2 separate regions of the Homo sapiens genome follow, and region 1 is linked to region 2. A link is an interaction called in ENCODE POLR2A ChIA-PET data of the cell type or tissue named here. Cell type or tissue: Panc1. All regions are shown on one strand. Links, peaks and the distances in the headings refer to the core of each region. The heading gives the core; the rest is flanking DNA. Region 1 has its middle 3.9 kb from the start of GCM1. Region 2 overlaps ELOVL5 (ELOVL fatty acid elongase 5).

Region 1 (5,386 bases), core at 59-5,058, 190 kb after region 2:
GATCACATTCCAGCTTTGTTTGGTCATGGTTTTTAAGTTTTAAAAAGTTGTTGTTGATTTCCCAGTTTGTAAAATTATTTAAGAAATGGAATCAATTCTGCTTTTAGCTGCATTTTTATTAACTTATAGGACACCCCATTTTTTGCCTTTTAGCACAAAACAAAAGGACAGCCAAGTATTTACAGGAAATTGGAAATAATCTACCACTGTGAATTTGGGAGCTTGTTTTTTATGTTTTCCTTTTTTGGGGTTGACTCTTGGGTTCATGGTTCATGATTCTGATGTTGCATATACATATGTTAGTCATAGTTTCTATTGGTAAAACAGTTTTCAAGTCTTATAATTACGTATTTTAAAGTTTCACAATATTTTCCAAAGAGGACCATGACATCCAGGAACATTCCCACAATCATCTAGGGATTTTAACAGTCATCCAGGCTTGTCTTGTCTGCCCAGAGATTTAGAAAGAGAACACTTCTTGTTTCTCAGAACAGATACAGCTCAGCATCCAATTTAAGATGATGCAGTTTGGTCTTGAGCACTGAAGTAAATACAGAACTTGTAGAAACTCCGCATGAGAGCCATGAATGGCTTCCAAATTGAGAAACCCTAAAGGAAAAATTCAAAGTTCAGTTTTACACAACACAGAAAAGTGATTTGATTACCTGCTTTAGCAACTGCGCGTGCTGGGTAGGTGTAAACTGAGGCCTACAATGACTATTCCCTGTGTCCTGCACATTGATTCCAGTGAGACACGACAGAAAATTTTCCAATTTTAAGCAGTGTCAGAGAAGTCACTTTTGATGCCCACTTCCTTTCATTGAAGTATCAATGAAAAGGAGAGTGTTTTACTTTGAAATCTGCGTGAGATGTAGGCTTACCTAGATTAGGAGGGTGGGAAGTGTGTTAGTAGATCTCTCATAGGGGTAAGTTGGAGATACCCAATTCCAAGGAATGAAAGCATAAAAGATATTTGTTGGGTCACATAACTGGAACAGAGAGGATTGGAGCTGGCCTCGGGCTTGGCTATGTTCAGTGCTCCCTCCTTCCTTCCTTTTTCCATCGCTCATCTCTTGTCTCCATTCTCTCAGATTCTGCCATGTGCAGCAGAGATGACCATCAGCAAGACTGAGGTCAGGCTTACAATTTGGCATCTGAGATGAAAGAGCAATTCCTCCACCTCTAATTTGGAAAATTCCAGGGAAAGACTGAGTAGGTCAGGCTCTATGTCAGAAGGGACAGAACGTTCTAATGGACAGCCTTGGGGGAAAGGCAATTTCCTAAAAAATGGTGAGGTAAGGAGGCAGGGGAATGTTGACACCAGAAGGGATCAGAATGTTAGATAGACATACTCTCCCACGAAGGAAATGACTTTTAACATCATTCTTCTCCAGTTCATATTTTTCCTTTGACCTATGTCAATTTGCTGATGCCAAAAGTTTGGTTACACCACCTTGTAAACATCAAGCTACTTTACCTCTCTGTGCCTCGGTTTCCTTATACTAATTTCATACTTATATAGCTTAATAATACCAGTACTCCCTTTAGCACATACGCTAAAATTGGAATGATATGGAGAAGGTTAGCATGGCTTCTGTACAAGGATGGCATGCAAGTCAGTGAAGCATTCCATATATTTCTTAATATATTCAGTAGCAGAGTACGATGACTATAGTTAATAACAATGTATTGTATGTTGCAAAATAGCTAGAAGAGAGGACTTGAAATACTCCCAACATGTGAAACAGTAAATACTCAAGGTGAGGGACACCCCAAATTCTCTGACTTGATCATTACACATTCTATGCATGTAGCCAAAATATCATATGTACCCAGCAAATATGTACAACAACTAAAAATTTATATTAATTTCATGAAGTGGTTGTGAGAACTAAATGTTTGGAAAAATGCCGGATACATAATAAATGATAAATAAAAGTCCACAATAGAATGGCTGGGCACAGTGGCTCACGCTTGTAATCCCAGCACTTTGGGAGGCTGAGGTGGGTGGATCACCTGAGGTCAGGAGTTCGAGACCAGCCTGGACAACATGACGAATCCCCATCTCTACTAAATATACAAAAATTAGCTGGGCGTGGTGGCATGCGCCTGTAGCCCCAGCTACTCAGGAGGCTGAGGCACAAGAATCGCTTGAACCCGGGAGACGGAGGTTGCAGTGAGCCGAGATTGCGCCACTGCACTCCAGCCTGAGTGACAGAGCAAGACTCTGTCTTGAAAAAAAAAAAAAAAGTCCACAGTAGAAGAACTGGGCAAATGGCTGAAACTAGATAGGGTAGATACCAGAAGGATAGAACTGTAAGTGTAGAAGTTCATCCATTAGGTAGAACAAGGTATCTTTTAGGCTGTGAATTGGAAACCGCAGGCAATAGTCTAGGCAAACTTGTCAGCCCTGAGAGTCTGGCATGGTCACCCCAAACCAAAGGCAGCACAATACTGCTCCCTCCCTGGTTCCCGAACATGTAGAAATATGAAGGTGTGGGTTATGGTTGATATTGTGACTGGGATGTTGCTGGCATCTTGCGTCTGGGAATTCTGTGCATGGGACAGTCTGACCCAAATAATTATCCTGCTTAAAATGCCTAAAGCACCACTATTGATGAAAAAAAAACCAGAATGATCTCAATAGGCAGGCCTCAGAGTGTCAGGGAATGCAAAAGTAGAGATACTGAGAAATCCAATCATTAGTGGTTGAGGTCAGTTACCAAGTAATAGGGCCTCTAGCCACCTGGCTTAAGGCAGGATTCCTGTCTCTAGGGGAGGAGGCACAGGGTGGAAAGAGTGATGTAGAACTCAGATTTTATAGGAGTGGAGACAAAGACTCCAGATGCTGAACACATAGGGCTCTTCATGCAGTACCGTGGTCAACAGGCATGTCTCTGAGTTCTACCCCAGCTCTGCTACTTACATTTCTGTGTAAAGCTATTTGTCTGAGCCTTGATCTCCTTCTCCACAAAGGAGGCATAATAAAAATAGTATCTATCTGATAGGGATGCTGTATGGATCAAGAGTGATAATACAGACAGGTGATTAAGCATGGCGCCTGATTCATTGTAAATGTGCAGTCAAGGGAAGCTACTATGATTATTGTTATTAATAACAATGACAGAGATCCAATTAGGAGAATTTGGCCAGGTAAGGTGGCTCACGCCTATAATCTCAGCACTTTGGGAGGCTGAGGCAGTGGATCACTGGATCCCAGGAGTTCGAGCCCAGCCTGGCAACACAGTGAGACCCTGTCTCTACAAAAAGTTTTTAAAATTAGCTGAGTGTGGTAGCATGTGCCTGTGGTCCCAGCTACTTGGGAGGCTGAGGTGGGAGGATAGGTTGAGCCTGGGAAGAGGAGGCTACAGTGAGCTGAGATTGTGCCACTGCACTCCAGTCTGGGGGACAGAGCAAGACCCTGTGTCAAAAAACAAAACAAAACAAAAACAATTAGGAGAATTTGGGTAATAAGTTGGGACCTTGGCCTCAAGAAAGCAAAAATACCCTTACTAGTCTGGACATCATGTCACACCTCTATCAGAGTGTGAAGGCAGAGCTTCTCAGCGCCCTCCTGTGTCCGAGTAGGGTTGGTGCTTGGGACAAGGATGGCTGTGATGTTGCTGCTGGAAACTCAGCAAGTCTTTCTATGAGGAGAGGGAAAGTAGAAGATCCCAACTTGGCCGTGAAAGAACTAGCAGCCTCACTGGGGAGCCAGAACCAACACTCATCAACAATGAAAAGCAATAGCCTGATGTGGTGGCGGGCACCTGGAGTCCCAGCTGCTTGGGAGGCTCAGTGGGGAGAATGACTTGAACCTAGGAGTTTGAGTCTACCCTGGACCACACAGGGAAACCGTATCTCCAAAAAAAGCAAAACAAAACCAATCAACCAAACAAACAAAACAAAACAACTAAAGGCAATATCACGTAAAATAGGATTGCAAATAAAAATAATATCTTTTGTTCTATATGGGAACAAAAAGATATGGGAAAACAAAAGTTTGAAAGGACATGCCTGACATGTTAACAGTGGAAACCTATGGGAGATGAGAATATGACTTTTTTATAAATCATGAATTTATTTTGTAATTTAAAAACACTGTTAGATCCAAGTGATACAAGACAGCATATAATTCACAGTTAAGAGTTCAACATGGCCAGGCACCGTGGCTCATACCTGTAGTTCCGGCAATTTGGGAGGCCAAGGCAGGCGATTTCTTGAGCCCAGGAATTCAAGACCAGCCTAGACAACATGGTGAAGTCCCATCTTTACAAAAAATACAAAAATTAGCGGGACGTGGTGGTGAGCACCTGTAGCCCCAGCTACTTGGGATGCTGAGGCGGGAGGATCACTTGAGCCCAGGAAAGCGAGACCATAGTGAGCCATAATCACACCACTGTGCTCCAGCCTGGGTGACAGAGTAAGACCTTGTCTCAAAAAAGAAACAAAAGAGCATCACAGAAATGAGGAATCATGTGTTCTTGAATAGTGTGGGAAGCTCTCATAAGGAGGTGGCATTTTGGGGATCCTGAAGGGTAGACAGGGTTCAGATATATGGATGTGAAAAATACACTAGAGAATAGACCTAAGTAAGTGAATAAGCACAACAGGTGTGCCAGTGATTGACTTATTGCCTGTCGACACTAAATCCACTCTTTACTCCGCTTGTGATTCTGGACCTAGACCCTGTAGACATCCTCTTTCACCAGCTGGCATAATTTTAGGCTTTGTCCTGATACAATGTATCTGATGGATGGAGAAATGTCCTCCTGACCAACAAAGGGATTACAGAGAGGAGACCAAGACTGGCCAGATAAAGTACAATAAGATCAAGCAGGGTTGGTCAGGCGTGGTGGCTAACGCCTGTAATCCCAGCACTTTGGGAGGCCGAGGCGGGTGGATCACCTGAGTTCGGGAATTCAAGACTAGCCTGACCAACATGGAGAAACCCCATCTCTACTAAAAATACAAAATTAGCCGAGCGTGGTGGTGTGCGCCTGTAATCCCAGCTACTCAGGAGGCTGAGGCAGGAGAATCGCCTGAACTCGGGAGGCAGAGGTTGTGGTGAGCCGAGATAGTGCAATTACACTCCAGCCTGGGCAACAAGAGCAAAACTCCGTTTCAAAAAAAAAAAAAGATGAAGCAGGGTCTTAAACTTCAGGCAGGAAAGGAATTTGTTCATGAACTGAAAGACGAATGAGAAATCTATTAGGGGCCGCCGAATGCAACTATGAGGCTTTCCAAGCCTTTTGCCTTCTCGCCTTCTCATCTCTGCCTCCTAAGCCTCATCCTTGAAAGTCTGGACCTTCCTGACAGGTACTGATCCCTCGTCATGTTGTCCAGGATATTGTCACTCCCCGAAACACCCTCTTCCAGTCCTTCA
Region 2 (5,386 bases), core at 265-5,264:
CTGCCACCCTCCAAAGAGTCCTTTACCTTAAGGTGATTGACTTAGGCCTTGGTTACTTGAAGCAATAACTGGAACAGTGGACATTTGATAAGCTGGGGGCCCATCCCAGAACCAGGGAAGTGAAGTTAAATCTCCTCAGCTAGCTGCTTCACCTTTAAGAAGGGCCTGCAGAACACAGGAAGTCAGCTACAGCGTCTGTTTTAAGGACCGAATGGATGATTGGATTAAACTAAATTGACTTGAATTAAAATTAGAATTTAGCCTTACATTTTGTAAAGGACTCTTAGTTGATAGGCAGGAATAGGAGGACATGCGTTCTAGGCAAGAGGGAGTTTGGAGAGTAAGCGAGTGTGGAATCATTGGGCAAAAAGCAAATAGCACAATTGGCAGAAGCTGGTTTAGAAGGCAGGAGTGGAAGAAAAGGTGAGAAAGGCAAGTTATTGATGTAATAATAATGGCTAACTCTTACTGAGCTATTGTATGTCAGACCTTGCACTGAGCCCCTCACAAGGACTTATTTCTATTATTAATGGATGCTACAGCATTCCCATTTTACAGGTGGAAAAAGGCCCAGAGTTTAGACACTTGATTTGGGGTCACAAAGCATTCCAGCTCAGATCACCTTGACACCCTGGCCTGCTCCGTCTCCTAAGGTGTTTGGTAGAATACCACCAATAAGCTTTTGAATAAGAATGAGGACATTATGAGTGCTGTGCTCCAGAAAGACAGTCTTGTTAGAGTGTAGGGTGGATTGTTGTGGGTTTGTTAGAGATGGCCAGGGCAGTGAAAAGGCCTGACCTGAAGCCACAGCCATGAGCACAGACTTGAGAGAGGTAATTGTGAGAGACTGTGTCCAGGATAAGACTTGAAGACCAGTTGGATTTGAGGGCCAGCAAGAGGAGGGATACTCTTCCAAAGAGAAGAGGGAGCTTTGTGATCAGATGGAAATAGCCCCACAGCCTAGATAGATATCCAGACTAGCTGTTTCTTCCAATTCCTCCTCTTCACGGCCAACCTTTGTCTTAGCTATTTTTTTGGTTGCCTTTCTGCAAGAACATGTTTCTACCACATTTCATCTATTGTCAGCTTTTCACATTTCACATCTGGGTAGAGATGGAGCTTATAATCAGTGGCATCTTAAAATCACTGCAGGTAACTTTCCACATTTTAATATTACAGAATTGGGATGCCTCCTACACTTTTCCCTGGTGAGAAAAGGAAAGCCCCAATGTTACCAAAGGTGGTGCAGCCAGATGCTGGCAGAGCCAGGCTTCTGGGCTTCTTCCACCAGCTGGGTTACCTCTGCTCCCATGATAGTTATTAAAACACATGTAGCTTCACGTTACAGGTTTATAGTAAAGTACATACATGTTTGTGTGTTTATTAAAACTGAAGTAATTTGAGAAGATTGGAAGGCATGATTGTTTAAGTAGGGTGCCTCATTCTTGTATAGAATCTGGCTGCCTTGGTTTCTTGTCCTAACTTGAAGAAAATCAACTCTGAGCATTGGTCTCTTTTCCTTTAAAATGAAAGATTAAATTTTATTTTCATTTTTGCCTAGAGCAAATTTTATTTTTTATTTTTGTTTTGTTTCTGTTTGGCCAGGGATAGAGAATGAAAGTGAGATCATTTAGATCTTAGAAAGGTAGATGTTGGCTGGGCACGGTGGCTCACACCTGTAATCCCAGCACTTTGGGAAGCCATGGTGGGCAGATCATTTGAGCTCAGGAGTTTGCAACCAGCCTGGGCAATATGGCAAGACCCCATCTGTACAAAAAATACAAAAATTAGCTGGATGTGGTGGTACATGCCTGTAGTCCCAGCTCCTTGGGAGGCTGAGGTGGGAGGATGACTTCAGTCCAGGAGGCGGAGGTTACAGTGAGCCGTGATTACACCACTGCACTCCGGCCTGGGTGACAGAGCCAGACTCTGTCCCAAAATAAATAAAGAAAGAAGGAAAGGAGGGAGGGAGGGAGGGAAAATGTCAGAACAGTTGATGGAGATTGCAGCAGCAGCAGCAAGCTGCTGGTTTTCTCTTTATGAGATTAAAACATCACTGCTGGAGATGTTCTGGCCTATCCTGACCTGATTTTCAGTTTCTGCAATAGGAACCCTCACCACCAACCCCAGTTTCAACCCGTAAATGTTATTACCAGCCTTTTTGGTTCCCACTGGCGTGTTTGCTCCATGGTAACATTTTTAGTGGACTTGTAGGCATTCACTTTTAGAATTGTGTAGTCTCTGGATTTAAAATATTCATACTTGGTGACCTTTTAGAAAGACTAAATTCCCACTCTTGCTCCTCCATCCTCTTCTGCCAGTTCTGTGTGAAGTACAGTTGTAATTGCATTCAGGCATGAGTATGTCTTAGTATTCCTTATTATTAGATTGGACTTTTTTACCTTTTATTTGATGTCTGCTGGCTGACTGGGATTTAGGGAAAAATTTCTGATTTATTTTAAGATTTTTAGTGCTGATACTGGCATGCTTTCTCTAATTGGGAGAATAACAATTTTATTGAAATATACCTGTGATTTTAAACTGTAATCTTTATGGTTATATTAGGTAGGCACCCTCTTGCGAGCACAGGTTCCATCTCTGTTAAGTTCCACATTTACCCCATCCTTTTCCTCATGTCAACAATTTCATCCTGTCAGAATTAATCTCTTATAAGCCCATGCTGAACAGACCTAATTGAAGCCATGCTGGCGAATTGGCCACTCAGGTCTGTGTTTTATGAGTTTCTGAACCCCAGAGTAGTACTTGTTCCTCTTTGGTCTTGGCACAGCAAATGCTACAACAAAGTGAGTGTTATGAATTTCTCCTTCCCTGAAGAATAGTTCTCATGATACCAAATTCAGTAATTATTCATTTGCTTCCAGGGGAGTTTGAAATGTGATGTATCTCCCTAGGGGTAGTATTCAGGGTACTTCTGCTTCAGTCTTTGGCAGAAGAAATAATACTTCAATATTTACAGAAGTCGTTGACGCCTCCATCAGCTGTATTTGTTAGAAGCATCTGTGTGAAAATTTGAGTTTGCTTCTGTCCGAACTTCTGCATATTAATCTCTGTGATGGATCTGAGGTGCATTTAAAAGAATACCTCCTGTACTTCTTTTAAGTAAGGACAGCTGTGGGAAGCAGATTGGGTTGGCAGCCTGCACCTATGCGGGGTTCCACCTCTGCCACTTAACAGCTGCGTGGGCTTCAGCAGGTAAGTCACTCTACCTCCTTGAGACCCTAGAATCTATGTAGAACTTGGAAGGTGATAATCCTGTGCCTACTTTGGAGGGTATTAAAACTATCAGTATTGTACATGAAAGTTAGGTGGGGCACTGACTTAATTTAATTAGCATAGTAAAAACGTCTCTCTGTTATATAGGATGTTTATTGAAGCATTGTTTCTAATAGCAAAAGATTGGAAGAGTTAGTAGACTAAATGTCCTTGAAAAGAATAAATCATGCTACAGCTGGGCAACGGAATATTCTGCAAATTTTAAAGAGAACAAAGCTGTTCTATGGGTACTGAATATAGCTGCTTGGTACCACATAATAGGCACTTTTCTGAAGTGTTCAACATGTATTAATTCATTGTGGCTTCACAAAAGCCCACGAGGTAGGGACCCCAATTTTACAGATGAGGAAACTAAGATAAAGGTTAAGTCACTTGTCCAAATATCCACAGCTAGTAGGTGGCAGAGGCAGGATTCAAACCCAGGCAGATTGGCTTAAAGACTCTAATCTTGGCCACCCTGCTGTGCTGTACACCTGTCAGACCTAAGTAGTGATCTTTGTATTTGCAGCTTTAGATACATGAGAGGAAACAAGGTTGAGTTTCTTATTCATCGTTACATTCTGGGAGGCTGACGGTATAATCAACATATAGCTTCTGTTGACAGTAACTAAATAAAGGTTTAGATAAAGAAAGCTAATAGGGAATAACATTTATGATCAATACTTGAAAGGGTGACCGTTTGTTTCTTCCATTACTCCTTATTTTAGATATTTTGAACTTAAACCTCTTTTTTGGGGAAAATCAGAAGCGTACACACTGAATAGCTTACAATTGTTAGTGTAAGAAATCAGTGTTCAAAAGCCCAGTTGAGTCAGTGTTCACTAGCCTGACTGGTCTAGTGTGGCTGGATTAGTATGACTGGCCAAGGGCATCCAGCATTGGTTTCCTTACCCGGTCCTAGCCCCATCTGGTTTGATTTACAAGGTATATACGCTCAGAGAAATGCAGACGGGAGGGAAAGACACTCACATTCTTTAGGGAGCCTCTATCTCCAGATTGCCTGATCTCCCTTGGGTGAAAATGTAAGTCAGGTGTACAAGTCGTACAAGTCATGTATAGCTTGACAATGGGAATACTTTTTGAGAAATGTACTCTTAGGCAATTTTGTTGTTGTGTGTTCATCATAGAGTGTACTTAGACAAACCTAGATGGTTACCACATACATAGGGCATATGATATACCACATTGCTCCTAGGCTACAAACCTGTACAGCAAGTTACTGTACTGAATACTGTAGCTAGCTGTAACACAGTGGCAAGTATCTGTATATCTAAATGAAGAAAAGATATAGTAAAAATATAAAAGATAAAAAATGATACAACTATGTAGGGCACTTGCCATGAATGGAGCTTGCAGGACTGGAAGTTGCTCTGGGTAAGTCAGTGAGTGGGGAGTGAATGTGAAGGCCTAGGACTTTACTGTACACTCTAGACTTTATAAACACTGTATACTTAGGCTACATTAGGTTTATAAAAAATATTTTTTGATTAGGTGTGGTGGCTCATGTCTGTAATCTCAGCACTTTGTGAGGTTGAGGTGGGACCAGGCATTTAAGACCAGCCTGGGCAATATCACAAGACTCCATCTCTACTTATTTATAATAAAAGTTTTTTTAAAAATATGTATTATTTTAATATATATTTTTCTTCCTTAATACATAAACTGTAGCTTATTGTAACATTTCTATTTTATAAATTTTTTAAACTTTTTTACTCTTTTGTAATAATACTTAGCTTAAAACACAGGCTGTATGGCTGCAAAAAAAATATTTTATTTCTTCGTATCCTTATTCTTCAAGCTTTTTTTCTCCTTTTAAAGTTTTTTAAACTTTTTTGTTAAAAACTAAAACAAACATACACATTAGCCTAGGTCTGTACAGGGGCAGGATCATCAATGTCACCGTCTTCCATCTCCACATCTTGTCCCACTGAAAGGTCTGTAGGAGCAGTAACACACATGAGCTGTCATTTCCTATGACAACAATGCCTTCTTCTGGAATACCTCCTGAAGGACCTATCTGAAGCTGTTTCATAGTTAACTTTTTAAAATATGTAATTAGAAGGTGTACACTCAATTAATGATAAAAAAGTAT

The links. Peaks named below come from ENCODE experiments on the same cell type or tissue, not always from the same donor. Only the 100,000 strongest peaks of a DNase experiment are listed, where the experiment ranks them.
Region 1: POLR2A ChIA-PET joins it to region 2 with 5 read pairs; 4 of 35 experiments call an interaction of 5 or more read pairs at or near these places.

The regions. Positions count from the first base shown.
Region 1 is chr6:53,150,048-53,155,433 of GRCh38, reverse strand. It overlaps the pseudogene RNU6-464P. Among named protein-coding and RNA genes, the nearest start is that of GCM1, 3.9 kb to the right of the region's middle. In Panc1, for the core only: a CTCF peak has its summit at 3,577 (motif pointing left); no DNase peak of the experiment used is centred there.
Region 2 is chr6:53,339,781-53,345,166 of GRCh38, reverse strand. All of the region lies in intron 1 of ELOVL5 (ELOVL fatty acid elongase 5), which reads left to right. Among named protein-coding and RNA genes, the nearest start is that of ELOVL5, 6.5 kb to the left of the region's middle. In Panc1, for the core only: no CTCF peak of the experiment used is centred there; no DNase peak of the experiment used is centred there; H3K27ac peaks cover 1,312 bases.